7 separate regions of the Mus musculus genome follow, and regions 1, 3, 4, 5, 6 and 7 are each linked to region 2. Evidence: chromatin loops called from intact Hi-C (ENCODE). Cell type or tissue: left cerebral cortex. All regions are shown on one strand. Links, peaks and the distances in the headings refer to the core of each region. The heading gives the core; the rest is flanking DNA.

Evidence for each region. A loop is a pair of places that touch in the nucleus more often than their neighbours do. Peaks named below come from ENCODE experiments on the same cell type or tissue, not always from the same donor. Only the 100,000 strongest peaks of a DNase experiment are listed, where the experiment ranks them.
Region 1: it touches region 2 in a loop (4-fold over the local background); 5 of 42 quality-filtered maps call a loop at or near these places.
Region 3: it touches region 2 in a loop (2.5-fold over the local background); 4 of 42 quality-filtered maps call a loop at or near these places.
Region 4: a loop joins it to region 2, with 2.9 times the contacts of the local background. A loop is called at or near these places in 2 of 42 quality-filtered maps.
Region 5: a loop joins it to region 2, with 2.2 times the contacts of the local background. A loop is called at or near these places in 2 of 42 quality-filtered maps.
Region 6: it touches region 2 in a loop (3-fold over the local background); 2 of 42 quality-filtered maps call a loop at or near these places.
Region 7: a loop joins it to region 2, with 3 times the contacts of the local background. A loop is called at or near these places in 3 of 42 quality-filtered maps.

Annotation. Positions count from the first base shown.
Region 1 is chr3:80,077,990-80,082,588 of GRCm38, reverse strand. No RefSeq gene overlaps it. Among named protein-coding and RNA genes, the nearest start is that of Gm36569, 190 kb to the right of the region's middle. In left cerebral cortex, for the core only: a CTCF peak has its summit at 2,622 (motif pointing left); DNase peaks (open chromatin) are centred at 1,284, 1,807 and 2,578; H3K4me3 peaks cover 718 bases; H3K27ac peaks cover 2,598 bases.
Region 2 is chr3:80,543,576-80,548,174 of GRCm38, reverse strand. No RefSeq gene overlaps it. Among named protein-coding and RNA genes, the nearest start is that of Gria2, 260 kb to the left of the region's middle. In left cerebral cortex, for the core only: CTCF peaks have their summits at 1,940 and 2,143; a DNase peak (open chromatin) is centred at 1,813; H3K27ac peaks cover 3,249 bases.
Region 3 is chr3:80,650,182-80,654,780 of GRCm38, reverse strand. No RefSeq gene overlaps it. Among named protein-coding and RNA genes, the nearest start is that of Gria2, 150 kb to the left of the region's middle. In left cerebral cortex, for the core only: no CTCF peak of the experiment used is centred there; a DNase peak (open chromatin) is centred at 2,355; H3K27ac peaks cover 276 bases.
Region 4 is chr3:80,802,958-80,807,556 of GRCm38, reverse strand. It overlaps a transcript of Gria2 not described here. Among named protein-coding and RNA genes, the nearest start is that of Gria2, 2.6 kb to the right of the region's middle. In left cerebral cortex, for the core only: a CTCF peak has its summit at 2,006 (motif pointing right); a DNase peak (open chromatin) is centred at 2,017; H3K4me3 peaks cover 205 bases; H3K27ac peaks cover 786 bases.
Region 5 is chr3:80,367,110-80,371,708 of GRCm38, reverse strand. LOC115489837 (a small nucleolar RNA gene) reads left to right here and starts at 3,349; the gene lies at 3,349-3,491. In left cerebral cortex, for the core only: no CTCF peak of the experiment used is centred there; DNase peaks (open chromatin) are centred at 1,541, 1,986 and 2,279; H3K27ac peaks cover 1,256 bases.
Region 6 is chr3:80,245,375-80,249,973 of GRCm38, reverse strand. No RefSeq gene overlaps it. Among named protein-coding and RNA genes, the nearest start is that of Gm36569, 360 kb to the right of the region's middle. In left cerebral cortex, for the core only: no CTCF peak of the experiment used is centred there; DNase peaks (open chromatin) are centred at 1,200 and 2,348; H3K27ac peaks cover 1,066 bases.
Region 7 is chr3:80,202,222-80,206,820 of GRCm38, reverse strand. No RefSeq gene overlaps it. Among named protein-coding and RNA genes, the nearest start is that of Gm36569, 320 kb to the right of the region's middle. In left cerebral cortex, for the core only: no CTCF peak of the experiment used is centred there; DNase peaks (open chromatin) are centred at 1,287 and 1,745; H3K27ac peaks cover 2,137 bases.

The DNA of each region.
Region 1 (4,599 bases), core at 301-4,300, 470 kb after region 2:
TTACAAATAAAACTCAATATAGGACTGCTATATGACCCAGCTATCTCACTTTGGAGCATCTCTTCAAAGGAAATGAAACCAGAGTAAGGAAAGGTGCATACATGTCATAACCTGGATGTAGAACCAGCCAGGTGAATGGATAGAGAATATGTTGTAGATATACAGTGGGGTATTATGTATCTGTACTCCATTGTCTGCATCTTCCTGTGGAACCAGAAAACATGTCAAGTGAAATAACAAGCATGTTTTATCCATAGAAATAATAACAGAAGTAATGATAGTAAAATTAATATCTTACTAGTAGCCTCTCAAATAAATTTAAACAATAACTCCTCAATTTTGGCTGTGTTAATTTATTGGGAATCTCTCACAAAACACAATCTTTGAATTTTTTTGTTGTTGTTTTATTTTGTTTTTTGTCTTTTGAGATAGAGTTTCACTAGGTAGCCCTGTCTGTCCTGGAACTCACTGTGTAGACACAGGCAGATCTTGAACTCACAGAGTTCCATATGCCCCTACCTTCTTAGCTGGGATGAAGAACCTTTACTACCATGCTGAGACAGTTGTATGAAGAAAGAAAGAAGACTGGTAAATCCTAATTGGCTCAGCTTTGGTTCTATGATGACTGTAGTCAACATTTGGCCATTTTAATCTAGGGGTAGTACACACAAGCTATGTGACAAATTTTTAAATTCATAAAATTTAGATTCACTTTTTAAAGAAATTGACATTTACAAATTATCCATGTTCTGTGCTTAAGTTGATTTTATCTGCATGTAAACGTGATGAAAGATATATTTCTCATTCTTTGTTTATTTACTTTTTTCATACCTAGTGTTAGTGTATTCCAAATTCTTTTGGGAGAAAAGTCTCCAGAGTAACTAACTACCCACCTGACACTTGGTTTAAATAGTTGTGTTTTACTGAACAGCTTTGACATTCTACCATTCTTCTTTTAGGGAATGGGTTATTTTATGAATTTAAAACAAACCTGGTAGCCTTGAAGAAGCGTCTTCCCCAGCTCTAAATTCCCTGGTCGCAGGAAAAGAGCATCGTTGTTCTTTCCCGACAAAGTCATGCTGCCACGCTTCTCAGCTAATGAGGAAATGATAGTGGAAGAGCTGTCTGTAGACAGGATAACTCGGGAACTGTTTTTCCTCTCAGACATTTCCTCTACTAAACAAGAGACAGCTGTTACATCACACTGAAGACTGGAAGTGAGGCCTGGAAATGATGGCTTATGTGTCTTTAAAAGTGGCCTGAGAGCAGTCTGAATGCTACGATAACCAAGACCTATGTTTACACACAGCAATGGCTTAGCTTTGCCCAAAAATTCAATCCCTGACTGAAACACATAAAGAACAGAGAAACTGTTTGCAGACAACTGAAACCGAGGCCTACATTTTACAAACATTGCGCTTCTGGGAATGTTTTCATATTGTTTACTTGCAAGGAAGAAAAACCTCAAAGCTAAATGTAGATATCACTGGAAAATAATAAAAAGCACTTCTGAAATTTTCATGAGTCAATAAAAAAACATAATTCCATTTAGAAAAAAATCAATTGACAGATATGTTTCAGAGGGTACAGCTACTATTTAAAGCAAGAGCCACCTATAGTCAAATTCCTTTCTAAAAGGACTTTCTCTCAGTCTTGAAACATTCACCAAAAACATTCCAGACACATTTTATCTCTGGTCCCCAACAGTGTCTTAATTTTTAAGTAATGATTGAATAAAACACACACGCAGTTTTTAGATACTGAAGATGGGAGCAAGCTATTTCCACTGAACAGTGGAGCCTTTTTAGCTCGTCTCTTGTTAAGCCCTAACAAGACGCCATCTTTACAATTCTCTCAAAAGCATGTTGTACTAAAAGCTGCATATCTTGATTCTAAATCTAAATTCAGAGACATCCGTTTCTGAATTTTTAAGATGCCATGCGACGTATATCAAAGCAGTCATTAAAATAGGTTATAACCTTAAAAAGAGGAGGGGGTCATTGTGACGTACTTCATCTTGTTTTATGTGGATTTAAATGAAATCACTTAAAAACAATGAGTTGCTATTGTCGACGCCCTCCCTGTAGAGGAAAATGTTAGGTCTTTAAATTACTTGTCTAGGGAAAAAAGAAAAAGGAAAAAAAACATTGTTTCAGTTGGCTGCGTCGGACGGAGACTTGGGAGAAAAAAAAAAATCCTCTGTAAAAACCAGAAGCAGAAGAAATAGACAGCAACGTCAAAATCTCAAACTGTAGCTGCAGCCAGCTATTTATACTTCCCAGACAGTTCTTGGAAAGATCTATTGTTAAGATTGAGCATTTCCGGGAAGAAGAGGGGGAAAATCCTTAGGTGAGCAACAAATGGTAGTCTTTCAGTCCCTGCCTTTCAGGTGCTGGGAAACATTCACTTTAAGTCTTGTCAGGGTACAGAAAAATGATCCTTCCTCTCTTCCTCTTGCTCTCGTGCTTGAATCTGAAAAGAAACTTGTCTTACACCCAACTGCACTCCCTTCGTTCCTAATTTCCTCCATGCCTTCCCTCTTCCCTTTCTCATTTTCAGCCCCAGGTTTCTTTTTAGAGGGGGAAGAACTTGCTAAAGATGGCGTTCTACCCAGTGCTGCCCTGCCCTCTAGTGGCGCAGAGCCTGTACTCCGTACTCTCTGTTTTTTTGTTTTTTTGTTTTTTTTTTCCCCTCTCACTAACCTCTCTGCCGTTCTTCAGCTTTTTAGCCTTCTTCTATTCCTTACACATCCCTTTAGCTTTTTCTCGTTTCTGTTATCCTCTCTCTCCTTCAGCATCCAACCTAAAGCTGTCTGTAAAAGAAGGACTTGCAAAATGTGTATACTTAAAATTCGAAATGATTCGAAAAGAAAAACTTGGTAACTAAATTCTCTCCTCAGATTTAATCGGCATGCTAAATCCACAAGCTAAATTGGACCAAGTCAGAGACTGATGTACTTGGTAAACCTTAGAGAATATTAGTCTCTCTCTAAGAAACTCCTATGCAAATTGACTATCTCCATAAAGTTGGAGCCACTTTGACTTAGCACCATGCAGGACTGGGATCTTACCTATTCAGGAGGCTGAGACAGGAGGGTCAAAAGTTCAAATACAACTGTGAGACAGAATGGAGGAGTGGGAGGGGGTGCGAGAGAGAGAGAGAGAGACAGAGGAGAGGAGAGACAGAGACAGAGACAGAGACAGAGACAGAGACAGAGACAGGCTGGACTTGGGACTCAGAGGCAGAGAACATACCTAGTATCCCCTTTCACCCCAGCACTAATAAGGGAATAAAACAGTTTCGATATGACTTCCAGCAACACCCAAAAGGCACGGCCAGTTGATTAGCAGCTGTCAAGTTTCTACTTAATCCCTTATTAGCAAATTTGATGGTGACTCCTTGTTCCCCTTTGGACACTGAAGGCCAAATTCCATAATGAAGAGAATATTAACAGACTGTCATGAGGCATGGTCATGTAACTTAATTACTGCTCTGAGTTTAAATATTATTTACCAAAACACCACACTGCTCTAAGTAAAGGACCACAAAACTAACATTTTGATAGTATTTGTGTCATTGGTACCTTATTAAAAGCACTGCCATTTCCAGCTCAGTGCGTCAATATGCTCTTAAAAGCAATATAGATCTCCACCTTCAGGCTTTTATTTTCAGCAGATAATAGAAAGAATGGGGGTGGGCAGCCATAAGCTATAAGAAGTTGTAAAGGTTACCTTCATTTCATAGTTGCACTGATCTAAACTCAGTGGACTTAACATTAAAAGGAGAACAAGGACCTTTTCACATTCAGAACTATGCTACCTGCTCCCAGAAACTTAGTCCCCCAGATATGTGAGCATTTCAGAAAGTTTCTTGCAACACAAGATAGACAGGAGTGATGGCACAGACCAGTGATCCTAGCTACTCAGGAGGCCAAGGCAGGCAGATCACAAGTTCAAGATCTGCTTCCTGCAGAGACAATTGAATTGAAGGCCAGCAATTTAGAGAGAGCCTATCTCAAAAGGTAAAAAGAGCAACAACCAAAAAATGAAACTAAAACAAAAGGAAAACCCAATCTAAAATGTCACCTTTTCATTACTTTTCTATTGGTGGCACAAGAGATGCCATGGCCAAGACAACTTATAGAAGAATTTATTTGGGGTTATAGTTTCAGAGGGTGAGTCCATGACCATTATGGCACTGCAGCCGTCAGGCTGGCATGGCTGCAGTTAAAGCAGTAGCTGAGACCTTGCATCTTGGTCCACAAATGCAAGGCAGAGAGGGCTAACTGGGAATGGCATGGGATTTTAAAATGCAAAGCTCACCCTCAAATGCACACCTCCTCCAACAAGGCTATACCTCCTAATCCTTCCCAAACAGTCCCATCATTTGGGGGTCACGTATTCAAACATATGAGTTGAGCCTATGGGAGGCATTCCCATGCAAACCACCACTTAGAACGCATTCTTGTTCAGAGTCCTCATCAACACCAGCATCGTGGCCTCTTTATTCATGAGATGCTGCTACACATTAGCAACTATGAAATGCTTTATTGGAAGCCATCTTCTTTCAGAGCCTGAAACCACAGCCATCATTGGTAAC
Region 2 (4,599 bases), core at 268-4,267:
AAAGAAAATGGATAGCAGAACCCCACTGTTCTTTGCCTGCACATTTTCTGCATGGCTGTGAGAAGAAAATTTAAAAATAATTAGAAAGTCACATCTTGGGGTTTAAGCAAGATTTTTGACAAAGTTTTTGAGGATAGCAATAATAAACACAGTGGAAAAAAAGAGGAATGTCATGAATTGTGAGCTTTTTTAGACAATCACCTGGACCCAAAGGCCAGGCTGAGCCTGACGTAAGAGTGAAGAGGTATAGTGGGCATTCCATCTGCCCATTTTGACTTCACAGCTCCTGTTTTAGTCTTCAATTTGATTAGCTCAACTATTTTATAATGCTTGCTTATTTGTTTTAACAGAACCAAGCAAATATAATTCTCTGTGGTCCTTTGATATGTATATGTCATACTTGCTGTTCTGCCTATATATTCCCTTGAAGTTGGCTAATGGCTCCTCCTATATTTACCATTAGCAGAATTATGAATCTTTGATTTCAGTAGCTTTATAGTTTGTTAAACATTCACAAACATGTATAATTATTGAATTATAATGACTTGTATTCCACTAGCAGATATTCCTACTTACGTGTCCCAGCTAGTTCTTAAAACCCACCCACAATCCCTAGATACTGAAGCTCTGCCTATCTCAAGAAATTCATTTTGTACAAAAATAAATGTGTAAATCAGAAAAAATAATATTTAAGTAGTGTAGTTTATTTGTAATTAGTACATTAGTTGTTCAAATGTTCTGAAAACATCAAAATGTCAAGTTCTCACCTAGTAAATGTCATACCCTTACCTGCTTCTGAGGTTCAAATTTCATGTGAGGATTTCATAAGTAATAGGACATCCTTATCATAAGGATTTAGAATTTATTTTGAGAAACTTAAACTAATAACCATGATAGTATTATTTAACAACCTAGAATGGATCCGATTTTAGCTAGAATGCACTTACTCTATAGTTCAAATATGATATATGATGGGCACCATGGTATTACAGATAAAAATAACTTAGCATGTATTTTAAAACAAATCCTTGAAGATAGGTCGATGGACTTCCATTTCTATTGGGAAAACAAGCAAGAAGACACATTTTTCAAAAAAGCATTCTAGCTAACCACAGCATTAGGAATAACCTCTGAAGAACAGCTTGTAAAGAAAGCAGATAATGTGTGAGATTTGAAAATCACTTGATTAAGCAGCTGATTAACCAAAAAGCATTTGCCCGACTTCACAGGGAACTTCCTTGTTGTGGTTTTCCAGTAAGCAGTTTCAAATGATCATAGGAAGTACATAACTTCAGTTCTATTGGTCAAATGTGATCATCCAGGTAAACCAGTTGCCTGCCCCTGGAAGCCACAAAACAGGCACTGTAGGACTTCCTGGTGAGTTTGTTGGTGTGTTCACACTGCAGGATTACAGCCAGATCCCATGGCCATTATATCCTTTCTTTTGCTTAATTTGAAGTTTTCTTTTAGCAAATCAATGGAATGGATTTTGTAGCAATATTCCTTGCCACCCCTGCCACAGCATTTTAAAAGATGGAATATTTAATGGATGATGCTATAGAACATCTGGTGACTGACACAGAACAGCAGCACTATCCTGTGACACATGTATCTCTGGTGCTGGGAAGGGTTGATATACTTGCAAATTGTATTTGATTTGGGCTCAAAGATGATACATTACACAGGTGGTATAATTATACAGTGTAGAGTACAGAGATAATTCTTTTAGTGTTTGAAAGGTTGCTCTATAAAAAAATTACATAGCTTTGCCAGGAAGTTGTATCTTTCTTTAGCAGTACATGAAAAATGTGGGAGGTGAAAATTCTCAAAGTGATTCATTTCTCTGGCAGCAGAAAAAAATATGGCTACACTCTGTCCTTTTGGAAGTGATTATTCTACCTGTATTTTTCTCTATATGTTTTAAATTAAACTATTTTGTAGCTACATTTTCACTGTCTTACCACAAGGCACTGATCTATTAAAGTAGAACCTATACTTGTATAAACACTTTGAAAAGTTGCCATGGACAGTTGGGAGATGCTAATTTGAAAACACTGTAATCTATAAAGGCATCAACAAACTTGGCCCATATCATCATGTACAAAAGCTTACAGACATTTTCTTCTTTAAGATTTATTTATTTATATGAGTACACTACACTGAACTTGTCTTCAGATGCACCAGAAGAGAGCATCAGATCCCATTACAGACAGTTTTGAGCCAACATGTTGTTGCTGGGAATTGAACTCAGGACCTCTAGAAGAGCAGTGAGTGCTCTTAACTGCTGAGCCATCTCTCCAGCCCCAGACATTTTCTATAACCTCATCTGATTGAGACACTCTTAAAGACCAACTCTCAGATAATGCAGTTAATTTCAGTGTACCTCCCTTGCACTGGATACTATCAATGCAGAGGGGGGAAAGAAATACAAGCAGGAAGAAAAGGAAAAAATAGACAAGTTAGTGAAAGAGAAAGAAAAAAAAATTGACATAAATCTCTCAGAAAGTAGAGCATACAAAGAAATAAAAGAAAGAAAAAAAGGATACAAATTAGTATCTCTGATTAAAAATTAGCATACACACCTACTGTGTTTTAGAACTGCTCACATGTTAAAGGGCTCTTCCATGAACGTTGAAATATATGTAGAATCCTCCAAAGACCTGTACCTAAATGACTAGAGGAAGTCAAAATCTTCATATTACCCATGTATCCTTGGACTTAAATTCTGGTTCATCAGTGGCATTGTTTCATGAAGGAAGGAAAGGTGACTGAGTAAAAAGGAGCAAGGAAGACCAGTAAGATCAATAGGTAGTGATGGCCGAGACCCAGGTACATAGTGATTGCTCATGAATAAACAATTGTTGGTATGTATGAACAGATATCTGTAAGAAGTATCAGGAGGACCTGTATGCTTACCAGGGGAAGAGTGTGATAATGCTCCTCCTATTCTTTACCCAAGTGAAATAAGATTGACTGTATCTTGATTCAGTTCCATTTACTGTACTGTTACTCACATCCTCCTCATCTGTGCACCAGCAGGATTTCATACAGTGGATTACACTTTCCTTTCAATGGATAATGAGTCAATGGATAACGCCATGAGAGGCTCTGAAATATAGTGTATGTTGTTCTGTATTCTTACCTTTTCATATCATAATGTTGGCTGTCATATGGAAGGAAACAGAATTAGGATATCTCCATTCATTCTGTTTTGGTAAATGGTGAGGCGAAGTAGGATAGGAAAGATGAAGTGAAAAACAACTTGGTGAAGAACATGAACTAAACAGAGAGATTGGCTTTTTGTTTGTTTTGGAGAGTGGGAGTTTGAGAATATCTTTGCTATGTAGCCTAGGCTAACCTCAAATTGGCAATCCCCTTGCCTCAGCTTCCCAAGTGTTGGAATTATAGGCTTTGGAATGTACAGATAGCTAGAAGTTAACTTTGTTTGTATATTTGTAATTTTGAATACTATTTAGATATCTAGAAAAAATTTAAAAGTTGGTAGCTTCACTTTTAGGTTCAGTACTAAATGTAGGTCTAGTTTGATTTTTCAGAAGTAGATGATCAATAAAACCATAGGACATAAGTGACAGAGCACGGGATGAATTTCTCTGTGGGAGCTATTAAGACCATGTCTTGGCTTCATCTGACATATAAAAATTTAAGACGTAAGGAAGAGTGGAAAGACCAAGCAAACTGAAATAGGAGAAGGTCAATAAAGGACAGAGGCAAAGGTACTCTGGAAGATGTATGAGGAAAACAGTCAGGAAACTGAATGTAATCCATTGTATGAAATCCTGCTGGTGCACAGATAAGGAGGAAGTGAGCAACAGTACAGTAAACAGAACCGAATCAAGAGATTGAAAGTCGTATTTCACTTGGGTAAAGAATAGAAGGAGCCTGTAAACAAACAAACAACAACAAAACCCAGATGTTGTCACAAGACATTTGCTGCAAAGCAAGCAATGAATTAGGCAATGAGCGAAAAAGAATTCCATGGAAATAGGAGTATATTCAGGGCAGTGATACAATGTACTTGAATAGTGATGGAAATTAGCTAATTAAACATAGACAATTTGGAGGAGAGTATTAACAGAATAGACAAATATGCTCAAATGGAGTGAAGCTGCCTAGGACCCTTTGGAATAAGAATTCCTGTATTTAAATTCGGGCTAATCAGCAGGGTGTGGGGATTTTTTTTTTTCCTTTTTAGTCTGCAGCCAAGGCAGATGGATGGTTGTATGGAGACACTGCAGCTAGACTTGTTTGCCTGCTGGTCTATTGATTCTAGACTTGAAAACAAAATGATGGATCCAGTGAGAAAAACCTGAATACAAACTAGAGTTCCCAAGAGTTCTAAAATATTGTTTTTATTTATGACTGGTATTTATTGTATTTTAAATGCTTGTTTATTGTAATGTTTATTTTAAAATAGTTATGTGTATTTATTGAAATACACATAAGGCTTCTTGTGATTTACTTAGTTCCATGACCCTCAAAAATATGATCATGAAGAAAATTGTTTTCAATGGTTGACCTTGTGTTGACTCTCCTCAGTATTTATGCGTATAAACCCAATACTCTTTTTGGAACATCAGG
Region 3 (4,599 bases), core at 211-4,210, 110 kb before region 2:
CTGAATATATGGTTAAGAATCACTGTGATTCATCTTGAAGCAAATTTCCCTTCAGCTCTGTGCCTATAAAGTCAAATGGCTGACAGGACTTCAAAATAAAGTGGTAGGACATGGATAGGCAAGTCATACAGCATAAAAACGAAGAAGAGGCAAATATTCTATGTCATTTAAAAGAACCCATCATGCAGACAGAGCTAAATCTTTCACTCCTTGTGCCACCATGGGACACTATGTGTGAGGTATGGAATGAGAGACCAGAATCTGGAACCCTCCACTTGCAAGGCTTTAGGGAGTCCAGACACTTAACTGTATGCTTTGGGTGGGACCAACCTGGGTCCATCAGAGCAGCAGCTATAGTATCCAACTGCTGTTGCCTTTGAATGCAGTGGACAGAGCCAGTCTCAGTCATGAACACCGAGGCTCGGGAACATCTCAGGTCATTTTCCTAAAACTTTTCTCCTCTTCCCCGAGCCTGTTCTCTCAAGACATTCTGAGCTAGTGATAGATCTGGTGATGTCCTGCCCACTTTGGAAGACCTTTAGTTTGTGTTTTGGTCACTTTCCCATTGCCTTAACGAACAGCACCCATCTTCCTTCTATCCATATTAATCACTGTACCAAATTGTTATTGGCCCATGCTCTTGATTCTGACTGCTACATGGCTTTTGCACAGCTTGTCTGAGAAGTTTCTAAATCTTAATCTTAATCTTATTTACCTGTGTACATATTAGTCTATATTGTGTTACTATAAGAAAATGCTTTAAACTGTATAATTTATAAAGAACAGAAGTGTGTTACTTACAAGTTCAGAGGCTAAGATCTATAAACCAAACTTTCAATGTTTGCTATCTCTTCTTGCCTTCTTTCATTATAGAATGCAGGAGAGTAAACCAGGAAAAGCTACGCACATCAAATCCATTGTAGGGGCTATTTGTGTCTGTTCATGAGATTGGAATTTTCATGTTCCAATGGCCCCTCAAACACCCCACTTCCTAGTTTTGTTTTATTAATGACATCTGAATTTTTGAAAGGACATACACAAACCTTAACACTGAGTAATTTTTTACTAAAACAAATATAAAATGAGTTCCTGCCCATTTGTAGATGCTATCATTATTGCTCTGCTGCTTCCTTCTAATTTATATTAACTTTTGTTCTGGTAGTTCATACCACATCACCACCATTCGGTACAAGAAACTTTCTCTTTGAATGTTGAGTAGACTGTACATTTCTTACTTTGGTTATATACTTGTTTGGATTTAATTTTGTCTTTAAAACCTAGGTGGCTGAGACGTCTGCAATCCCCCTCTACTAGATACTTTTGTGTATCTGTAATTGAATATCTGAAAGAAGTCATTTAATTGGGAAAGCTTTCTCCTGGCTTGTGGTTTTAGAGGAATTCCTCTTTGGTACCTTGGCACTACCACTTGAGAAAGAAATGATTTTAACAGGTGTGTGCCAGTGCAGGCTCTGATCTCATAGGAGCACAAAGCAGAAAAAATTGTAAATGAAAACCAAGAGCATCCTCCTATAGCTTTCCGATCAGCTTCATCCACCTAGACTCTAGGCTTCCAAATCCATCTAGACCCTCTGGCTTCCAAATGGCTCACACGAATACAATTGACTTATGAACACACAAAGATGGTCATTAATGCATTAATTCAGAGCCCATATGATCTGTTTCTGAAATGCCCTCACAGATATACCTGCAGGCGTGCTACACTATTCTAAGTGTTTCTTAATCCAGTTGTGTTAACAAACAAATTTAATCATTATAAATTAAATTATCATCTATCCCGTGTTCATGTTACACTGGGATATAGAGTTGCCAATAGGTTTTGAACTAAGTATCTCCTTTCTTACCTCCATTTGATTCTAATCTTATTTTGCATATTTATTTGTATGTTTAGAAATATTGAATGCATGCTATAATTGCCCAATAAAGCAATCAGTGTATAGAAAAGAAATAAAAAGAGAGATCGGAAACCTTTTCATGTCACACCAAACTCAAATCAAAGCCAAACAAAAAACTTAATATTAAAAAGTAAAGCAAAAGAAGAAAGCATAGGATTCATTTAAGACCTCTGCCCCAGGGAAGAGGTTAAACAGAAGGTACCAGGTAATTTAGGTAGTTAAATGGTTGTTCCTGGCCTCAGAAATGGCTCACTTGGTTTCTGCAGGACCAAAAGGTCATTTTAATATATCTTTACTATCAAACAAAGCACATTTTACTAGGTGGTTGAGAAAGACAAAGCACCACAAAGCACAGTGCATAGCAGGGAGCCATTTTAGAACTGCTCAAGTCAATAATGCTCTCAGCTCGGCAGAACATTTCTAAGTCGAGTGGGATTTGAAATCCACGCCTTCGGAACACATTCATCTTCTAGGTTTCCCACTCAAATGCCAGTACACAATGGAATATCCTAACATAACTTGGCAGGAAAAACAAACTACAGCTTTCCTCCTCACAGGATTTCCAAAGAATCATGTGGAGCTGAAACTGCACGACCTCTATTATAGGAAACAAAGCCACAGGGCTTAGGCATGGTACCATGACCTGCAAATGAAAAGAAAAGAAAACAACTGGTGATTATCAGTCAAGTACCTGGGAAGTATGCCCTGCATTCCTTCTCTTCTCAGGCACAAGCAGAGAAAACGCACAGCAGCAAATCCGAAGGAAAACCAAAATCAAGCGGCACTCATCTTTTATAAACCAGTCTTATTTTCATAGAGATAGACACTTCACAAATCATCTTTACATTAGTCTCCATAGCATAACTGAGCAAGTTTGAAGTTGATGTTAAAGTTCATGATGCATGTTCAGTGGGAGAAAGCATAAAATGACTTTTAATATTTGAATGATAAGTTCCTCAATAACTGACATTCCTGTCAATCATTCCTCAGTTTAGGTGTAAATCGGTGTTCTGCCCTTTCTCCACACAAACTTCAGAATAGGAAACAAGGTTCAAATAACTTAAAGTGACTATTCCCTTGTCCTATAATATTTCCTTCTAAGTTCTTTTCTATACCTACATGCTATCAGTTTTATGTTTCTACGTTACCAGCTCTACATTTTGATCACTGAGTTTAGATATCTAATGGGAACAGAAGGCCCATCATTTTGACCAAGCATGGTCTATGAAGGTGTAGCATCAGTTCATCCCTGGACCTTTTTCGGATAAGCATCCATGTTTGAGCAGGCTTCCAGATGCTTGTGTGTACAGGAAAGTTTGCGAAGCATTGCTCTATACAAATGACCTAGAAGTGCAAGGTAGGAAACCAGGCCTTGGAGTTACGGAGCAAGCTTCAAGATGCATCAGTGTCTTTATTTTACACACATAAGAAACATCATTATGAAATACTTCTCATCTGTCTTTGAACATATATTTACTTAAAGTGAACATTACTGATTTAATTCAATTATAACCCATTATACTTTTGAAAACTATAAACAGCATTTATCTATACATTGAAAATGTTTTGATGTCCTGTGCACTATCATCTCGCCAGCAAGAACACATGCGGACAACTGGATCCTTCTGCAGCAATGCTTTATTATGCTAGCTTCAGCATGAAGAGGAAGACCCAGAGCCCAGAAATGGTGCTGCTTATATAGGCCTAGGAGTGACGTGTCCATACCTGATTGGTTATGCTACCAGTACCTCATTAATATGCATCGGGCCAGGCAGTGACTTGGTAAAAAAACTCTTAAGCACATGAGCACATTGGTTGTTTACCCATAATCATGGGCGTCGGCTTAAAGAAACCAGCGCCATCTTGTAATGGCGTTTGCGGCTTCCCACATTTTGACTATCAATGTATCAATATAGTGGTTTTATCATTTGATCTTAATGTTCTCTCCAGAGCTCATGTCCTGAAGGTTTAGTCTCTGGTTTATGGCAGTTTTGAAAAGTGAGAGAAAGCTCAGGAGTGAATCCCTATGGAGGTCATGATGACTGTGGTTTATGATGTAGAAACTGGTTTTATGACCTTGGCTTTTTCTTCTGACTCTCTGTGCCTCTTGGCCAACAGGAAGTAAGTGGTACTTCCCATGATGGTTTCATTGCAATGCGGTTCTCCCTCACCACAGAGTCAAAGGCAATGGGCAAGCATCCATTGACTAAAACCTTTGAAACTATGAGATAACATATTATTTTTTCTTTTTAAGCTGTTAGCTCAGGGGTCTTGTCACAACATCACAGAGTTAACATGATTTTTTTTAAACATGTGGTTTTCTTCTTTCTATAATGGTGCTTGATTTTAAACAGATATAAATATTACCTTAGTGCACTACTGAAAAACAAGATTTTCATTTGCATGTTGTCTGTGGAGTTATTAATATACTCTATTTTATACTGTAAGCAACTAAAAAAGTGCCCTATTTTTAAATTATGTGGACCATACATATTAAAAATCAGGGGATAAAGTAAGCAATGTCAGCTTCTGTCACTATCCAGAATGCTGGGATAATTAATCATTAAAAGAAACTCTCAGAGAAGAACTCACACTTTCAGAGATTCCAGTCCATGAACAATTAGCCCCATTTATGTCATCCTAAATCATCCTAAAACAACAAGGGAGGAGAAGCATATGCTGAATA
Region 4 (4,599 bases), core at 274-4,273, 260 kb before region 2:
AGTTTTAGAACATTTAGCTCCATGTGATCTAGAAAACGTCCCTTTCTCCTGTAAGATAAAGCAAAAAATATGTATATTTTATACACATATAATATATATTTATATACTGTATACAATTTAAGCTATAGTCCTGTTTGTTTCTGCCACCAATCTTTGCCTTGTGTTCACTCTCCTAGAAACACTGAACTACTTGTAAGTCTCAGCATGTGCCCATGATTTGCTGATGTCACTGGCTTTCTATGAATTGCCTTCCTAGGCAAAATGCTAGCCTTTTCTTAGCTAAACCCTGCTTGACTCAGTCCAGGTGTGAGCCTTTGATGACATGTTTCTCCCTTTGAAATCCAAGATAAAGTTGGCATTAGAGATATTTGCCTGCTATTCTACTTTGCTTTCTGTTGCTGTAATAAACAAAATCCACTTGGAGAGGAAAGGGCTTATTTCAGTTTATAGGTTATGATCCATCATTGAAGAAAGCCATGAGAGGATTTCAAGGCAGGTGCTTGAAGTAAAAAATGGCAGAGAAACATGACTCACTGGGTTTGTTTGCTGGCTTCTCAGCAACCTTTCTGAGCCCACCAGCCCAGATACTGCAGTGCTCACAGTGTCCTTGTACCTCCTCTATCAATCAACAATTAAGGAAATGCTCCCATATACATACCCAGAGATTAGTCTAATGAAGGTAACTGCTTGATTGACGTTCCTTCTTCCTGTGTGTGTTACCTTCAAACCCAAGATAGTCCATCACAATGACCATCCTTAACTTTCACTGATAATTTGCACAAAATCTGAATTTGTCATTTTCTCATCACATTTTTTGTTGTTGTTGTTTTGTTTTGATTTGGTTTTTTGTTTTGTTTTGTTTTGTTTTTCAAGACAGGGTTTCTCTGTGTAGCTCTGGCTGTCCTGGAACTCACTCTGGAGAGCAGGCTGGCCTCGAACTCAGAAATCTGCCTGCCTCTGCCTCCCAAGTGCTGGGATTAAAGGCATGCGCCACCACTGTCCAGCTTCATTATATCATCTTAATCTCGTAATTTATAGCACCAGGCATAATAGATAAATACCGTAGTCACTTGCTATCTATAGATGCTATAATTGAATTTGATGTTATTAAATCCTTCAAACATAAAGTGGATACTGTTTTTCTATTTTAGGATTCTATACTTTAAATATCATATGTATATACAGACATACACCTACATATATCTATACATACACATTTATAATGCTTATGATTAGTAGTTTTAGATATGTGTCCTTGGGCTTTGAATTTGACATGCTGAGTCAATAATTTAAAATTCTGAAAAACAACAGTATGAACAATATTGTCTCAATCTTAATGTTTAGCTATATTTTTCTTAATTGAGAATCTCAAAATCCATTTCTCTTTATATATTTAGATCTTTACAACTCTTCTTTTTTTTTTTTTTCTGGTGTCTTAGAAAATAGGGTCTCATGATTAGAACACTGGAACGTTGTTCTGTTTCTTTGGCCATCTCCCATCTTTTGATGGGTTTCAATAAAGCCTTTCGGGGTTATGATGACTTCTGCTTTGTCAGACTTTATCAGTACAAACTGTAACAACTGAGTGAATAGTACAGTTTTGACTAGATATGCTTCCAGAAGTTTGTTTCAAGTCTGTTCAAAATTACCTCCACTCCATTCTCCATGCCTGACAAAATTTCTCTATGATAAGTATTTTAATTATAAAATATGAATATAAAATAATTGAAGATTTGACAAACACTTAAATTTGTTAGTTTGTGAAAGTTTACTTTAAAAATTAAAAGAAATTATAATTGAAATAAAGGTGGACTAAGAATGAGAAAATATATATCTAACTGTTATCATCCTACAAATTATATTTCAATATAAATATATTTCAATAAAAACAACAGCAGCAACCAACCACTGAAACAATCAATGAGAAAGATAATATTGATTTTTACTTTTTGTGAATTTTCTTGTATCTGAAAGGCTGCTTAAGAGCTACAGAGTTTCCAGGAGTGAACAGCAGAGGGCAGAAAACAGCAACTAGGTCCTTAGAACCTATTGTTCTATTCAATTTCTTTGTAATATTCAAAATTGATTTTGTTATTGATAAATTTAAGTATTCAAGAAACACGAAGCTTTGTGGCTTTAATGGGTGATCTTTATGCTTATAAAAAAACAAACATCAGTATTTTTCTATTTACTGTATAACCATTTACTCCATTCAGTTTAAAGTCATTATACTTAGACAGCATTCTGTGGTGAAAAGAATATCTACTACTTAATGTAGTGCATTGAAAAGCTTCATGGAAGATCATATTAATGTAATTATGTTAGTTTTAGTAGGAAATGTTTCTAGCTGTGTGAATGTCAGATGTTTACCTAAGTTTTGAACATAGATTTGCTACTAGAGTAGCAATCACATTTCAAAAATGCCTGATAAAATGTTATAGACTATGTACAATTACAATTTACCAGCAGAATGTAATGTTTGATAAGGTTGTTTATATTCCATGGGGATAAAGCACTATGATTCAGCAAGTTCATGTTCTTTAAGGATGAAATCCAGTCAATTTTGAGTTCATGACTGCCCTTGAATTTCAAATAGGTTAAAATGAAAGCTGCTTTCGAAGAGTCCCTTTATTTTAAATTTTAATTTGCTTGCCAGACACATTAATAGTATCATACATTTTTTCCATAATCAAGCTCCTGTCCCTTTATCATCAACTATCATCCCAGAGCACTTTGGATGAGACCGAAGATGCTCTGGTGGCAGACATTGAACAGCAAGTATAAGAAGCATGTTACTGAGACATTTTCCTTGCTGTATCTGTTGACCTGGTTCTATTAGAAGTTCATAAACTTCAAACCACTCTTGTGCTGGGTGTCAGAAGTAGAGGTGAAAATGTGTGTAATTTGTTTGATTATTCTTTATGTAACAAGTTGGGGTATTTATAATTCTTGTTTTACCTATAATTGTATTCTTATTGATTTTCTACAAGGCTTTGTATGTTCCTATTTAGAGGACCTGTTTAAATGAATGTGAAATTTTTGATTCACAGGTGAGATGAATTATTGGTTATAAAAAGAAGGTATTTTCACCCAGAATATGTCAGCTTATAACTTTAGTATATTATACATATGTTATGCATTCTTGCCTTAGGAACAAACACCCCCCTCCCACACACACACGCACACACACACACACACACACACACACACACACACACACACAAACACAGACAGAGGGGGAAACAGGGGAGGAGAAAGAGAGTGAGTAACAGAGGGGGTGGAGAATGACTTAAAATCACAAGCTTACAATATTTGGAAGTCACGGGTATTACTTTGCTTTTTTGCTTTTCTTCATTCCTTCTCATTTTCATGAGAAACATGTATTTTAAAATTTGTTTTAATAAATAGGGACTTTTAGACCCAGTGACTAAGGCAAAGTATGATTTATGATGGTTAAAAACCATGTGTGATATTAAAGTCACATTTTCTCCATAAGGTTTAACTATGGTGTGCTTTCATGCACTTTGGGCCATCAGCCAGTTTTCCCTTTGATGCTGTCAGCTTCAATCTCCTGGCTCCTGGCAACAGATCTCTGAAATGAGACCTCTTTCATTTCTCTGTTTAAAACAAAACACATACAATTTGGTAAAGAATTTCTGAGGCTGCAGAGAGACTTGCCACGCAGGTATATAGAGATGGCTTGGCATGAAGTGGAGTTTTGAACATAGATTTCACAGGCATATACAATCATCGCTATGCTTTACCAAGCCCCTTCTCACAAACTTTAATTTTTAATGTATTCGTTACAATCCAGATACCCAAGCAGGCTCGGTGTAATGAGGTAACCTACTTCCTTGAGGCAGTGATTATTTTTGAAACTTAAGGCCATAATGTAATGGGGTATCTGGTTTGTAACTAAGAGTGATACATCCATTCTAGACTACTACCCCCCCCCCCCCCCCCGCAGAAACCTACGGTTCTTTCAATCTCTATACAAAACGGACATCTAAGAGCCAAGTCTACATGACTCTACAGCAGGGGGGAGTCTGCACTGTAGTACAAGAGCAATCCACAGGCAATGTGGCTTGAACAATCGAACCACTATCCAAAGGGGCATACTCTAAAGATGGATTCCTACACGAAGTCTTTCAAAGGTTTGATCGAGTTACCCGGGTCTTGGCATCCTTTTATAGTTAAGGATAGAATTTTGGGTTTCCCTGAGATTATGCTTGCATTATAGGAAGCTAAAGTTCACGATTTTGGGAGTTGTCCCTTCAGGGAGTATTTTGTTTGCTTTTTATCTGGGTCAGCTGAGGCAGAAGGCAGTGTGTGGATACTGCTAAGTGGATTTTGAGACAATCAAATCATATTCGTTGTGCTCAATGTAAAACAGGGCCCTACGGAAGAAAGCTTCGCCGCCAACAGCAATTAGCAGTTCGGCTTCCTAGGCATAGCAACCGGAAATCAGTTTTGCAGCATTTGGATCTGGCTGGAACATCTCTGCAGCTACAGTAAACCCTGCAACCTCAGCCCATAGCAGGGACCAAAGCGCTGTCCGCGGTGCTAAAATCGAATGCGCAAGACTGGAGGTCTCTAAGA
Region 5 (4,599 bases), core at 367-4,366, 180 kb after region 2:
TCTCCAGTCGAGCTTAGGTCTTGAACCCCGGTGGGACTTGGTGGGTGGTAATTTCCACCTACATCAGACAGAAGGCATTTATTTGATTATGTCTCCTGGACCTCTGGCTCCTGTCAAAGTTCCTGCCCCTACAGCCCCCACAAGAGAGATCTGTGGCTATCAGTCACACAGACAGTGCCCCAATCTTCTGGCATTCTAGCTAGACTCCACCCCTACAGTTACCTGACTTTAGCCAGGTATGCTCCTCCCCACAGTTACCTGGCACCAGCAAGATAGTCCAACCCACTATAAGAGGGGCTGCTTGGCCCCTCCTCACTCTCTTTAACCTTTCTTACTCTCTAGCCCTCCTCTCTCTCTCTTCTCCCCTCTCTCCATGTAGCCATGGCTGGCCTCTCCCTCTCTCTTTCTACCTTCTCTCCTTTCTCACTGCCTTTCTACAATAAAACTCTAAAACCATAGACTATCTCTCATTATCAAAGCCTGCAGTGCTTAAAGGATGGGATGGGCTTTCTCCTAATGAGCCACGTCTAACCTCCTGCCAGAAGGCCATCCTGTGCTTCAGCCACTGGCCTGACCAAGGACTCTGGCCTGTGTGGGAACCATCCAGCGCCCCCTCTCCCCCTGCCCTCTCTTCCTTTCCTTCCAGGGGCCAAGTGCCACCCCGGAGCCCCTATTCTGTTCTCAGCTCCTCTGCCATATCCAGTGTGGGATGCTGGAGGCTGAAAACCTGGTACCTGGGGCTGCCTTTTGTCCACCACCTGCTGTGGGGTCAGTGGTCTAACACAGCCAGATGCCCACCCAGGGCCTTGTGGAAAGTGTGCGTAGTCCTCCCGTGTCTGCCCATCCAGAGCACTGGAACTCTGGAGGGAAGCGGGTTCTCTCCCACTCCCCTCTTTCCCCCACACCAATGACCCCACAGTTGGCTATGGTTTTTATAACATGGCTTCCTAACTGGATCTGAATGAGGATGATGCCAATAGTCATGCTAACACAGAAGGTGAATATCTCACAGGGCCCAAACCCTTGGTAGAGAACTACAGGCAACTAAGAACTACACAGTAGGGAAAAATAATCTTACCCAAAGAAGAACACAACAATTGGTTACCCAAATCCAGTGCTTAGCCCTGAAATCACATACTTAATCAGATAACATTGTGCAGACTCAAGAGAATACATGTATATATTAAGAACAAGGAAAAGGGTGAAATCACATGATTGTATTTTAATAAAAAGTAAAAGGAGTTGAGCCTAGTGTTTAATTTTTAATTACTCAGAGCATTCATTTAATGAATACTTTGGGAACCTGTTCTATTGAGCTTCTTTTCTTCCAGGCCCTAGGGATGTGGATTTACTCCACTCCACGATTCTGCCATGATGTGCTGTCAGAAAACCACTTGATCATGAACATGTTATGCCATAAGTCAAAATAAATCTTTGCTCTCTTTTTGCATGTTAATTTTTTAAATTGTTTTATTTATTTACATTCAAAATATGGCCCCAATTCCCAGTCCTGCCTCCAAGAGTTCTTCACACACACCCCTTTGCCTCTGAGAAGGTACTCAACCCCCATATCTTTTCATAGCAACAGAAAGCCTTCTAACACAAACATTAAGCCAAGTCATATCAATATGTGTCTAAAAATATAAAGTAGTTATAAAATCAAACTTGACATGTATAGTTTTGTCTTGGTTCTTGTTGATGTTAGATGCCATTTCTCTTCCTGAGCAATCATTTAATTATATAATGAAATGAGCAAATGATTTCGGAAAACATTTAATACAAACTGCTTTATCAACCTCAAATACGAACACAGAGGGTGAAAAGATGGAACATAGAGAGAAGGGAAGTGTGGCTAAGAGTAAACTTCTCAGAGCCTGAGATAGAAGGACAACCAAATTCACCAGGTAAGGATGCTGAGCACAGGCTCTTTTCTGATGGAAACAAACTGCCAACCCATCCCTTCCCACGCACCTCATTGAATTTTCATTACCTCAGTTCTTTTTCCTACGATGCCTTTTAGAGCTGTGAGTGCACACTTGTTCTATTTAAAACTCCAGGTATTCGGAATTATCTTTCAGATATCTTCCTGACATTTGAAAGTTGAAAGCCTTACCCTCCAAAGAACAAAGGAAGACATAATGAGTCCTGTATGTCTTCTTTGACATCTATTTGTCTGTGTCCTGTCATTTTTCCTACTGCCATTTGTCCTATATTCAACTTTTCCAAGTCAGGATTGCAGAAATCCTCAAATTTACTTTAATTCCTCACTTCTCAAATTATCTCTCTATATTTACTCTGGGTTTGGCTGCCTGTCAGAACTAACATAGATGTGGTTCCTAGTCATAGCTCTTTAGGGAGAGCAAATTTCTAAACATATTAAATACCTTACCTTTTCTTGGCTTCCTTTAAGTTCAAGCAAATATTGAGCTAATTATTGAGCACAGATGCTGAACTGACAACCAGACAGATGCACAAAGAAATTGTTAATTCTATCATTGAACCTCTCTGCACTCTGATGGCTGCCAGTGTGCTGGGGCCAACAATGAATTGTTCCAACACATTGTTCATTTCTCTTTTTAAAATTAATTATTTTAAATTAGAATACAAAGCATACAATGCAATTTGTGTCACTTTCCTGCATATATGTATCATTGTACTTGGTTTCTATTTGTCTCCCTCAACACTGTCCTTCCTATCTTTCCATCTCCCATATTGATGGTCCCCTTCCAAGCTTTAGCTTCTTCTTTTTGGCTTTCATGTTAAATTATTCTACTGTCCCCTGTTATCTACCACCCCAACCTCTCTTTTTATGTCATCCTCCTCTCTCATTTCTTGTTTCAAGTTTTAAGTCTTAAACATACACGACACACTCACACACGCATATATATATATATATATATATATATATATATATATATATATATATATATATATATATTTAAAACTGTTCAGCATATAAGAATGGGTATGTTATTTTGTCTTTGTCTTTCTAAGTTCACCTTGCTTCACTTAACATTAAGGTCTCTATCTGCAACTGCCGATTTTAATTCATTTCTCTAATGGTAAAACTGGAATTCAAGCAGGGTAGTATGGTTTTCCATTTCAGTAGAATCAAGACCCAAGTCACATCTGTCTACAAGCCTTCAGGAAAGAATGGAAGTAAAGCTCCTTAACCTTAACAGTCAAGGAAGAACACTCACACATTTCTATAGCAATTAAAGAACAGAGAGGTTAAAACTAACTGCATGTATTTTGAAATATTTAATGTTAATTTCCAGTGCTTAAAACTACTAATATACATGAGAAAAAATTGAGGATATAAGAATGACTAGTGCCCCTCCCACACACACACTCTGGCAATGGGCAAATGACATTTTGTCATTGGTGGTGATTTTATATTAGTCAGGGACAGAGCAGATGGCAGTCCTTTGTTCATCCTAGCTTGATGCCTGGCTTGGTGGCCCAAGCTGTTTTATGCCTAAGACACATCAAATCAAATCAAATTCAAGTAGCACAGTGTGGGAGGAGGAAGACAGAGACCATGCAGACCACCATGCCACCCACAATGACACAGTCAGGACATCAACACCCATGTGCCACCACACCCTGAAGCAGCACTGTTGGAGAATGTCACCCAGGATGTGCCAGCCTCATGGCCACTCTGCAGCAGGAGCAACCACAATATGCCAGTATGTGGTAGACAGATGGAAAATAAGAGAAATTAGACAGCTTGAGTATTATGAAGAAAGATGGAACTGGAGACTCAAGAGTAGAGAGGAGTAGCCTGCTATGAGTGGCCAACCCTGCCACCTGGGCCATGGTGAGATCCCAGCCTAAGTTGCTACTGAGGGCCATGTCTAGGTCTGTGGCTATACAGTAGTAGGGGTCATTTTTTATGTCTGTGGCTCATATTACCACTATAAAATATGGGGATGTCCCTGATCAGGGCAGCTGCCAGGGAGGGATCACTCTTAGGCTTCAAGGATTTCCTAGGACTTTGGAACATCGGTGGATGCTTACCTATGTCAGAATTCAATTTTAAAGGCACTTATAATAAAACAATACTGAAAGAGACCATGTGGATCCATACACCAGACTAACGCGGGGATAGGGTGTGAATATACAGGTTATGAGAATGCCAAGGTTCCAGGAGGTTGAGTTTCCTTGAAACTCTTTGCCTTGTGAGTGCTTCCAGGACTCTCGGCCTGTCAAACAGACTTCACTGGAGTGGACGTAGCAAAACTATACACAGAAGCATCAAATAATAATAACCAATACTTATGCTGTAAATTCGTTACATAAGTGTTAGCCTTCATATAGTGTACAAACCTTGGCATTTGCTTAACAATGATGATTATGTAATATATCTAAAGTACAGAATATACTTCTTGGCATATTGAAAAGAAATCATCACTTCCAAAACTACAAGGATAAAAACTACCAATTTAGACTACTCCCATGCTAATGGTAAATTTCCTATTTCTGAAAGAGTCCAGAAAGTTTACAAAAGATGTGTCTTCCTTTATCAGATGTACTATACAATAGGTTTTTGGTTTGGTTGGTTGGTTGGTTGGTTTTGTCTTGTCTTGTCTTGTTTTA
Region 6 (4,599 bases), core at 330-4,329, 300 kb after region 2:
TAAACTGCAGCAGTGTAAGGAGTTGGCCCCTATTGAAGTGAGGGCAGGAATTCCAGCAGAGTAGACATGCCTCCTTGAACTGGCTGTCCATGAGACAAACATGCAAATAGAAATTCAGGGATGATTTCTGTAAGCCAGGCCTAAAGCAAAATGTTTACTTCTCTGGGAGGCTTTACCCTTTAGTCTAAGATCTACAATTAATCAAATGAGGGGTGTGTGTGTGTGTCTGTGTGTGTCTCTGTGTGTGTGTGTGTGTCTGTGTGTGTCTGTGTGTGTCTGTGTGTGCCTTTGTGTCTGTGTGTGTATGTCTGTGTGTCTGTCTGTGTCTGTCTGTGTGTGTGTCTGTGAAAGAGGAAGGGAGAGAGAGAGAAAGAGAGAGAGAGAGAGTGAGAGAGAGAGAGAGAGAGAGAGAGAGGTTGCATGCATACACACCCACTGATGATAACATTTTGTTTTAAATCAAATAATTATCACTTCTACAAATGCTTATCACCACAAAGCCACCTACATAAGTTAATGTAAAAGTTTAATAATCACAGATGAAATTCCTCACATAATGGTACAAAATTTTATAAAAATTTGTATCAACACCTCAGCAAAGTTTTTTGTTTGTTTGTTTGTTTGATTAATTTTTTTTAGGAATTTTTCTTTGTTTTTTGTTTGATTAATTTTTTTAGGAATTTACAAGACTATCAAAAACATTTTTATAGAAAAGGACATTGAATATAAACATAATCTGAATTCCAAATAATTTTGAAAAGAAAAAAAGATGAACTTTAATGGCAACATCTCAGTGTGTTCTCGGGTCTGTTCCTGGGTATCCCTTTGGATGGCTGATTTATATAGCTCATCAATTTACAAAGAAAATTATGCCCCAGTCTCCATTACGGCAATCAGATCGCTTATATTATAATTAGATTTGTATTTAATGATGCTAACGAAAGCTCAGCGCAAAAGCACCACACACAGGTCATGGAAACAGAATCCCAGACTCTTCAACTCTAATGATGCCAACCCCTAAATACAATTTAATAAGTGTCCAATTACTTAGCATTAGAATCCACAGCATAGACTTCCTATCCAACAGGAAGAGGAATTTGGAGTTGACAAGCCTGTAAAACGTTAGCCACGTCTTGGCACCAGGATGTGGATTTCAAAGGGTGCTTCTTACCCATCTGCACAGGCTTCTCTGGAACATAATGAAAACACGGTGCTTTTAAATGAAAGACAATGAGTCACTCTCCAGTGGGATAAAAATAGAAGGAAACCGACAAACATCATCTGCAATAAAATTAGCTCAGCAGTAGGCAGTGGGGAAAAAAGTATTAATTTTCATTAAAGAAAAGTAATATGAACCGAAGTGGGAATCGCTTTAGGGATCCAAAATAGTGAGCTTCGGCAACACAAGGAGAGAGCACATCTAATGAAATAAGAATTATCCCAGGCTAATTTTCCTACCATCTAATCAAAATGAATGCCTTTTAGAAAATATGACTGATTAATCATGAATCAATTCTAAAGTGCAGGTAGCTCTTGGTGTTAATTAAAGAGAAATTGCACCTTATGAAAACCATGCAGAGCCTCTTGGAGTGGGATGTGTAGGCTTTAATACACCATAAATCTCTAGAAAAAAATAGAAATTACAATTACACATAGAATTATGAATTAAAAATCATAATTATATAAAAATCTATGTTATAGAAAACATTTTCCCTAAATGCAAACAAATGTTCCATGGTAATAACAAATTTTCTTGATCTATCAATCTCTATCTGCTAGGTAGAGATTGTATTGCTATTGTTGATTGCCACAGTTGACAATATTGTAGCTTATTCCCTGGAAGTTTAACAAAGATCATCAACAACAAACAAAACAATCTATTATGTTTTTAGGAACATTTAAAATCAATAAACCAAATTGCCCGCTTCGGTGTGGACCCTGGCAATAAGAGACATTTAGTGTTTCATTATGTGTCACACATCTCTGTGCTGACGAGTGCAGCCAAAGTGTTGAGAGGAGCAAAGCTTAAGCCATGCAGGTTCTCACGCTTGGGAAAGGAGACAAAAGAGAAGTGCAAATGGAAAATTATCACCCCACAAAAGACTAACATCCAAGTGTGGAAACCCAGAAGAGTCTTGATAAGCTACACCAGCAGATCCGAATGCAGTTTCATTTTGTTTGTTTGTTCCTGGAGAAAAGAGAGAGAGAGAGAGAGAGAGAGAGAGAGAATGAGAATTAGAAAGGAGCATTAATGTGGAGAAGAGATGCAGTCCAAGCAGGTGGGGCTTGAGCATACAAAAACATGGCAAGCAAGAAAGCCAGTGGGAGTCACATTAAGAACAGCTCAGGTAGGATTGCCTAGGCTACCATTGCAGTGGTGAGAAAAGACAGTCCTCTTAAACAAGAGCTGATAGAATCTCCTAACAAATATAAGACACTGCATTCCCCGCCCCCCACTGAAATACACAAGAAATACCACTTATCTGATGAAAATAAGAAGAGAGAATGTGATGAAATCTATCAGGAAAAGAATTCCAAGAAGTGGTAGGGTGGCATTAAATTAAACTAAATTTGGCCTGAGCTGACTCCAGACCTTTTGAGTTTCTGTTTTACAAACTGCAACCTAAGTGAGTATGTAAGTAAACTGCAGCCTGACACAGAATTGGTGTGTGTGTGTGTGTGTGTGTGTGTGTGTGTGTCATTGTGTGTGTCTGTGTGTGTGCATGTGTGCGTTTCAAATATGTGATAGTGTACACTCACATGTGTGTATGTAGTGTTGAGGCCAGAGGGCAAATTTAGGTGTCACTTTTCATGCACTGCCTACCTTGGTTTTTGACACAGGGGCACTCATTGGACCGAAGCTGGCCAACAAGGCTAAGCTAGCTGGCCAGAGAACTGGATACATCTGTCTTGGCTTCCCCAGCACTGAGTTACAAGCACACACTGCCACAAGTGACTTTTTTATATGTTTTCCCATGCTGGAACTCAGATTCTTAAGCACTCAATATCAACCCTTTACTGACTAAACTCAGTCTCAAGCACAAGAATATATTCTTATGAGTAGCTAAGTCTCAGCCAATAGCAGCCCGCCTTTCACATCACACTACCCAATCATAGCCTGCCCTGCCTTCATTAACAGACCACCCACACAAGGCTAATCACCTCTCCATATCATGTCTAAATTTTTCTTCAGAAACTGAAAACTGAACTCAGTAACAGCTTGTGATATCTATAACAGACCATACTCTATAGATAGTGGAAAAATGAAAACACAAAAATCACTGTATGTGTGTCTGTCTTTCTTCACCTATTTGTCTATACTTTAGTCCTTTCATCTCTAGGCCACTCATTCTTTATGCCAAACAAGTAGATCATATAGAGGAATAGTGTGTGGGCTTCCCTTCTGACTCCATATATTCTTGAAAGAGTAAGGTATTTCAAGGCTGCAAACAATATGGAAGGAGAGAGTGTAAAATAATTTGACCTCAAAATAAATACATTCTCTCTCTCTCTCTCTCTCTCTCTCTCTCTCTCTCTCTCTCTCTCTCTCTCTCATATTCAGATAGCCTTGGTCCTTCTAGCTCTTTATGTTGGATATTCTAAGGGTTGATTTTTCATTTAAAATCTATACTGTGCCAATGAATACAGATAATATAGAAGTTCTGTGAGGTTTTTATTATAGTTAATAATGTGCAATGAATGTTTAAAATCCTGAAATTGCTCACATCCAAGCAACTGATAATGGAGAGGCTTCTAGGCTTCAGAGGAAGTAGTTTGTGGCTATGAGTACCACCTCTTTGATCATTCTTGTTAGGATGGGCTTTTATTTATGAGCTGTCATTATCTTGTGGTTGTTAGTGACATGACTAAATGAACTCTTAACACTGTGAGTGAAGACAGAGGTGTATCCTGTCTCATTCCGAAAATCTCCTGCCGCAGATTTGTCACCTAGGCTTCACCCATTTCACAGCCTCAGTTCTATCAATTATCTGTCACTTAGCCATGTTTTCCTTTTCTACTCTTTATTTGAGTTTTTCAAGGACATTTTAATAATTTTCTTTTTGTTTCAACTGTATCTTATGTCTCTCCTCAAACTCTAATCTCTCATATTCAGTCCTGGGTTCATCATTTTATCATTTGGGAATCTGTTTTGGGTTCATTTTACCTGATTTCTCATAGGGCATGGGGTAATCTTGGCCATTCAGTTCGTACTGGTTGACTAAGGGCAAACTATCAGCTACAAAGGGAACCTAATTTACAAAATAGCGAGTATTGTTTGCAGTATTTTATTGACTAGCTGAAGTTCACTTAAAGAGTAGATTTTTAACTGATCAAACCACAAAATAAAACAGATCTAAGTAATGAGTAACTGTGCTCAGTGACTTGATAATCACCATAAAATATATGAATGTGAAACTCTGTTGTGAAATATAAGTTTAACTTTTTAGTCTCTAAAATGGACTTCCTTTGTCAGGACTGTGATAAATACTTTCTGATAAGAGCATTTTTATAGTCCAGTTGGAACATTGTTCTTTGGAGCTCTTAATTAATTACCAAGTTCTCTTTTACTATATGTTTGTTATCATAGCTAGTATTTCA
Region 7 (4,599 bases), core at 217-4,216, 340 kb after region 2:
TTTTCTTGAAAACTTCATATATGAGCATTGGTTCTACACCATTCCTTCTCTCTCTCCCTCTCAACTACTAATTCCTCCTATGATCCCTCTCCCAAATTTATGATCTCTTCTTTAATGATTATTATTGCATGTATATACATGTGTATATTTGTGCACATATATTTGCACACACACACATACACACACACACACACACACACATACACACATACACACACACACACACACACACACACACACACACACACCACACACACACACACATATATATATATATAGCCTACTGAATCCATCTAGGTTATTCATATATACATGTGTCTAGAGCTGACCACTTGGAATTGGACAACCTAAGTGGTAGCTCTTCTCCAGAAGAGACTGAGACTTTCTCACAGCAGGCACTGACCAACTGTAGTTCTTCATCTATGGGCAGGGAGATGCTGAATTTCCCTTCTTCTGGGTCCTGTTCAGGCAGCCATATTGTTATGAGTTCATAGACACAGCTTCTGTATCCTATATAGAAGACAATATCTTATATCATATATTCTGATACTTTGGTTCTTAACAATCTTTCCACCCCTTTTTTAATATTTTCCATGAGCATCAGATACAAAAGTTGCAAAATGTTTTTATTGCATACACACATCAAATTCTCATAATATTTATTTTAATTAGAGAGCATTGGTGTTGCCATTCAACAGAAAAGATGCCCCAAGCACAAAATGATAATCTACCCAAAATCTCAACCAAGTAATCTACCCAGGAAGAACTCTTGACTGCTTTCTTATGAACAAATCATATTATATAAGACATTTTATTTGCTTATATTAATACTAAATCTTAACCATAATTTAAAATACAAATTATACTATCTGAAGTATTTCCAAAGAAGAGTATAAGTTTTATGCAGTAACTGACAATATAAGCTTGAATTGCACTTAACTAAAGGAAAATAAAATGTCTTTTCTCAATAATGACTTTATCATGGTAGTGTACCAACTCCTACAATTAGTTAATAGTTTAAATCTTATGGTCATTTCTGCAGATTTGAAAACCTTATCTGAAGATGGTGAAATTCCTGAGGATTTATTCTGAATAGAAGTCTAAGATATAAATGCAAATATAAAAATTGCAACTAACAGATCTGCAGTGATTTGACTCTAATTAGAATTGCAAAATATTTCATTTCAGGGGCTTAAGGCTTTTCTCATCAGAAGTCTTCAGCCTCCCGAGCTTGAAGCCATGCCTCCTACTCGTTTATATGTTGCAGATGAATCATGAGCTCATCTCGGTTCAGTCTCGTGGGCAAAAATTATGTAAGTGTTTCAATATCACAAAATGTTCGTTCCACTCCGTGTTATTGAAAAGCTTGGGTTGTGAAGCAGCAGCTTCTTTCCTCTTACTTTGGCTCCAGATCTATGCAGGTAAATTTTTAATAAGTAGTTTCAAAAAGGATAGTGATTGACCTGATAAAGCATACCAGGGTAAATATAAGGGCAGTAAATATCTTCTAAATGTGATATAAGAATTCCCTTTTATATTAGAAGCAGGGGTGAAAGCTACTGTCACCATGCTATTGGTGTTTCCCTGGAGACCCTGAACAATGAACTGGGGCAAGCAAGAGTGTTTAGCAGAAGGCTAGCAATTGTCCCTTCCCTATTAATGCTGAAAACACTTAATAGTTGATATTAAGACATTCTTAAGTAAAGAACACCACAAATAGTAATTTGCTTAAGTAGTAGTGTGAGTTACTTTGTTATCTAGTGCTTTTCCCAGGCCAGTTCCTGGGGACCCTGCCAACACAGATGTCACAATAGGTTCTGACTCTCCTGCCTTCTGCAAGGACAAAATTCTACAGCCTCTTTCCAAACCCAGCTTACCCTTTCATTAGTAACTGTTCACAGAACTTTTATCCTCTGACTTCCCTGAGGACTTTAGGGTTACATTCACGTAGATTCAGGCCCAGTTCACTGATGAAATATGTCTAGCTTAACTTTAATATTTCTTATTCAAGAAGGACCTGAAAGTTTCCTTGCTTGCTTTGCTTTTAAATAAAAAAGATCATATAACTTTTAGGGGATTAAGAATATGGAACTAGACCTCAGGAAGGAAGCAATATTATTATGTCAATCAAGATTGGCACTGACAATTTATTATATTTTATATTAGTAAGTATTGTATATTTGCCCAAATCAAAATCAGTTTTGAAGGTAAGACTATTCCAATGGCATGGATAGCAAGTATCTGGAGAAGAAAAAGAAAAAAAAAAAAAAGAAAAAATCCTACCAGACTAATGAAAGTGTTATGCAAATTAGTAAGTAACAGAGCTGAGATATGTGCACAGGTCTCACAAAAAGCATCGTGCTCAGCTCCCTGGAGCAAAACACCTCCTAAAATGTTTAAGACATTTTAGGAAGAAAAATTGTTCTGTTATGGAAAGTACAATTCACCTAATACACTTGGTTGTTTTAGTAATTCCGCACTAATTTTCTCTGAGTTGCCTCAGGACAATCACAGTATTAAATAGAAGTTTCATTATTTGGTGGGTATGAGGAATTATCCTTCTGTGATCCACAACCATCTTTATGTCCTAAATTGTATTCTTTTGCTTATCAACTTTCTCCAAGCTCTGTGCTATGTATCATCCCCAATTCACTTACTTCATTCCCATCTTTGTTTCTCCACTTTCTTTGGAGGTTAGCCTTCTGTCTTTTTACTTTTCTTCTCCATTCTATACCTTCCTCTTTTTCTCTCTTCTCCTTTCAAATGTTAGCAGTGGAAACACAACAAATGCACCATGTATTAGTTGTAGAGTCCCTGCCTCTTCATTAAAAAAAAAAAAAACAAGAATAACAACAACAAATCCTTTGTTCTCTCCTCTTTATCTCATTGAAAAGGTGTGCTTTCCATCATATGTAAACAGATAAAAATGTTAAATTAATTTTTTATTATTATACACTCCATATTTTATTCCCCCTCACACACGTCCACCCTCCTACTGCTCCACATCCCATACCTCTTCCCCACACCCCTCTCTCCACATGGATGTCCCCATCACCCACCCCACCTGACCTCTAAACTCCCTGGGGCCTCTAGTCTCTTGAGGATTAGGTGCATCATCTCTGAATGAACACAGACCCAACAGTCCTCTACTGTATGTATGTTGGGGCCCTCCTATCAGCTGGTGTATGCTGTCTGTTTGGTGGTCCAGTGTTTGAGAGATCTTGGTGGTCCAGATTAATTGAGACTGCTGGTCCTCCTACAGGATTGCCATCCTCCTCAGTTTCTTTCAGTCTTTCCCTAATTCAACCACAGGGGTCAGCTGCTTCTGTCCATTAGTTAGGTACAACTATGTTAATAGCAGCCTTATTTGTGATAATCAGAAGTTGGAAACAACCCAGAAGTCCCATGACAGAAGAATGGATACAGAAAATGTGGTTCTTTTGCACAATGGAATACTATTCAGCTATTAAGAACAAGGACAGCATGAGTTTTGCAGGCAAATGGGTGGATCTAGAAAATATCATCCTGAGTGAGGTAACTCAGATTCAAAAGGGCAAAAGGACATGCATGGTATGTACTCACTAATAAGTGGGTATTAACCAAAAAAGAAAAAAAAAGTACAGACTACCCAAGATACAGTCCACAGAACTCAAAAAGTTCAACAAGCTGAAGTGCCCAAGTGAGGACGCCTCAGTCCCACTTGAAAGAGGGAAGAAAACAATCATAAGAGGGGAGGGAGGGACAGAGCTGAGAGGAAAAGTGAACAGGGGTAGGAGGAAGTGGGGAGGAGAGGGAAACCTGATCTGGTATTGGGTGAAGGAAAAGGACTGAAGCCCTGAGGGCCAGCAGAAAGAATGGAAACAGGCAACCTCAAGAGGTAGGAGGTTGGGGGGACCCTCCAGAATCCACCAGAGTCCTGAGAGGTGAGAGACTCTCAGGACTCAAAAGGAAGGACCTTAGATAAAATGCCCAACACTAGGGAGAGGGAACTTATAGAGCCCACCTCCAGCAGGAAGACAGGACATCAAATGAGGGATGAGGTTGCTATCCCACAGTCACAACTCTGACCCATAATTGTTCCTGTCTGAAAGAATTACAGGGATGAAAATGGAGAGAAGCCTGAAGAAAAGAAGGTCCAGCGACAGGCCCAAAGAGGGATCCAGCTCAAGGGGAGATCTCAAGACCTTACACTATCTTTGAGGCTATGGAAAGCTCATCAAAAAGGACCTAGCATGACCGCACTCTAGAAGACTCAACAACCAACTGAAAGAGTCAGAGGCAGATACAATTTTTAAATGATGTATTTTTCCTATAAAAACCTCTTCCACATATGATACATGTTTAAAAATCACATGCAACAGCTTTAGAATAGACTCTGGCTATCTTCCTCACTCATAAATATTTATTTAGCCTCTGACAAGAAGGCTGTGAGCAGAACTTGCTTCACAGATGACATTAGTCCATGCTGTTGAGGACTTCATATCCTAAGGAGTTCAAGGGGTTTTAAAAACAGACCTATCCCTGTAATGAGGCTCATCACACAGAGAAATCCAGAGAATACCTCAAAGAGTTGGTTTTTAGATAATAAAGAATAGCAGC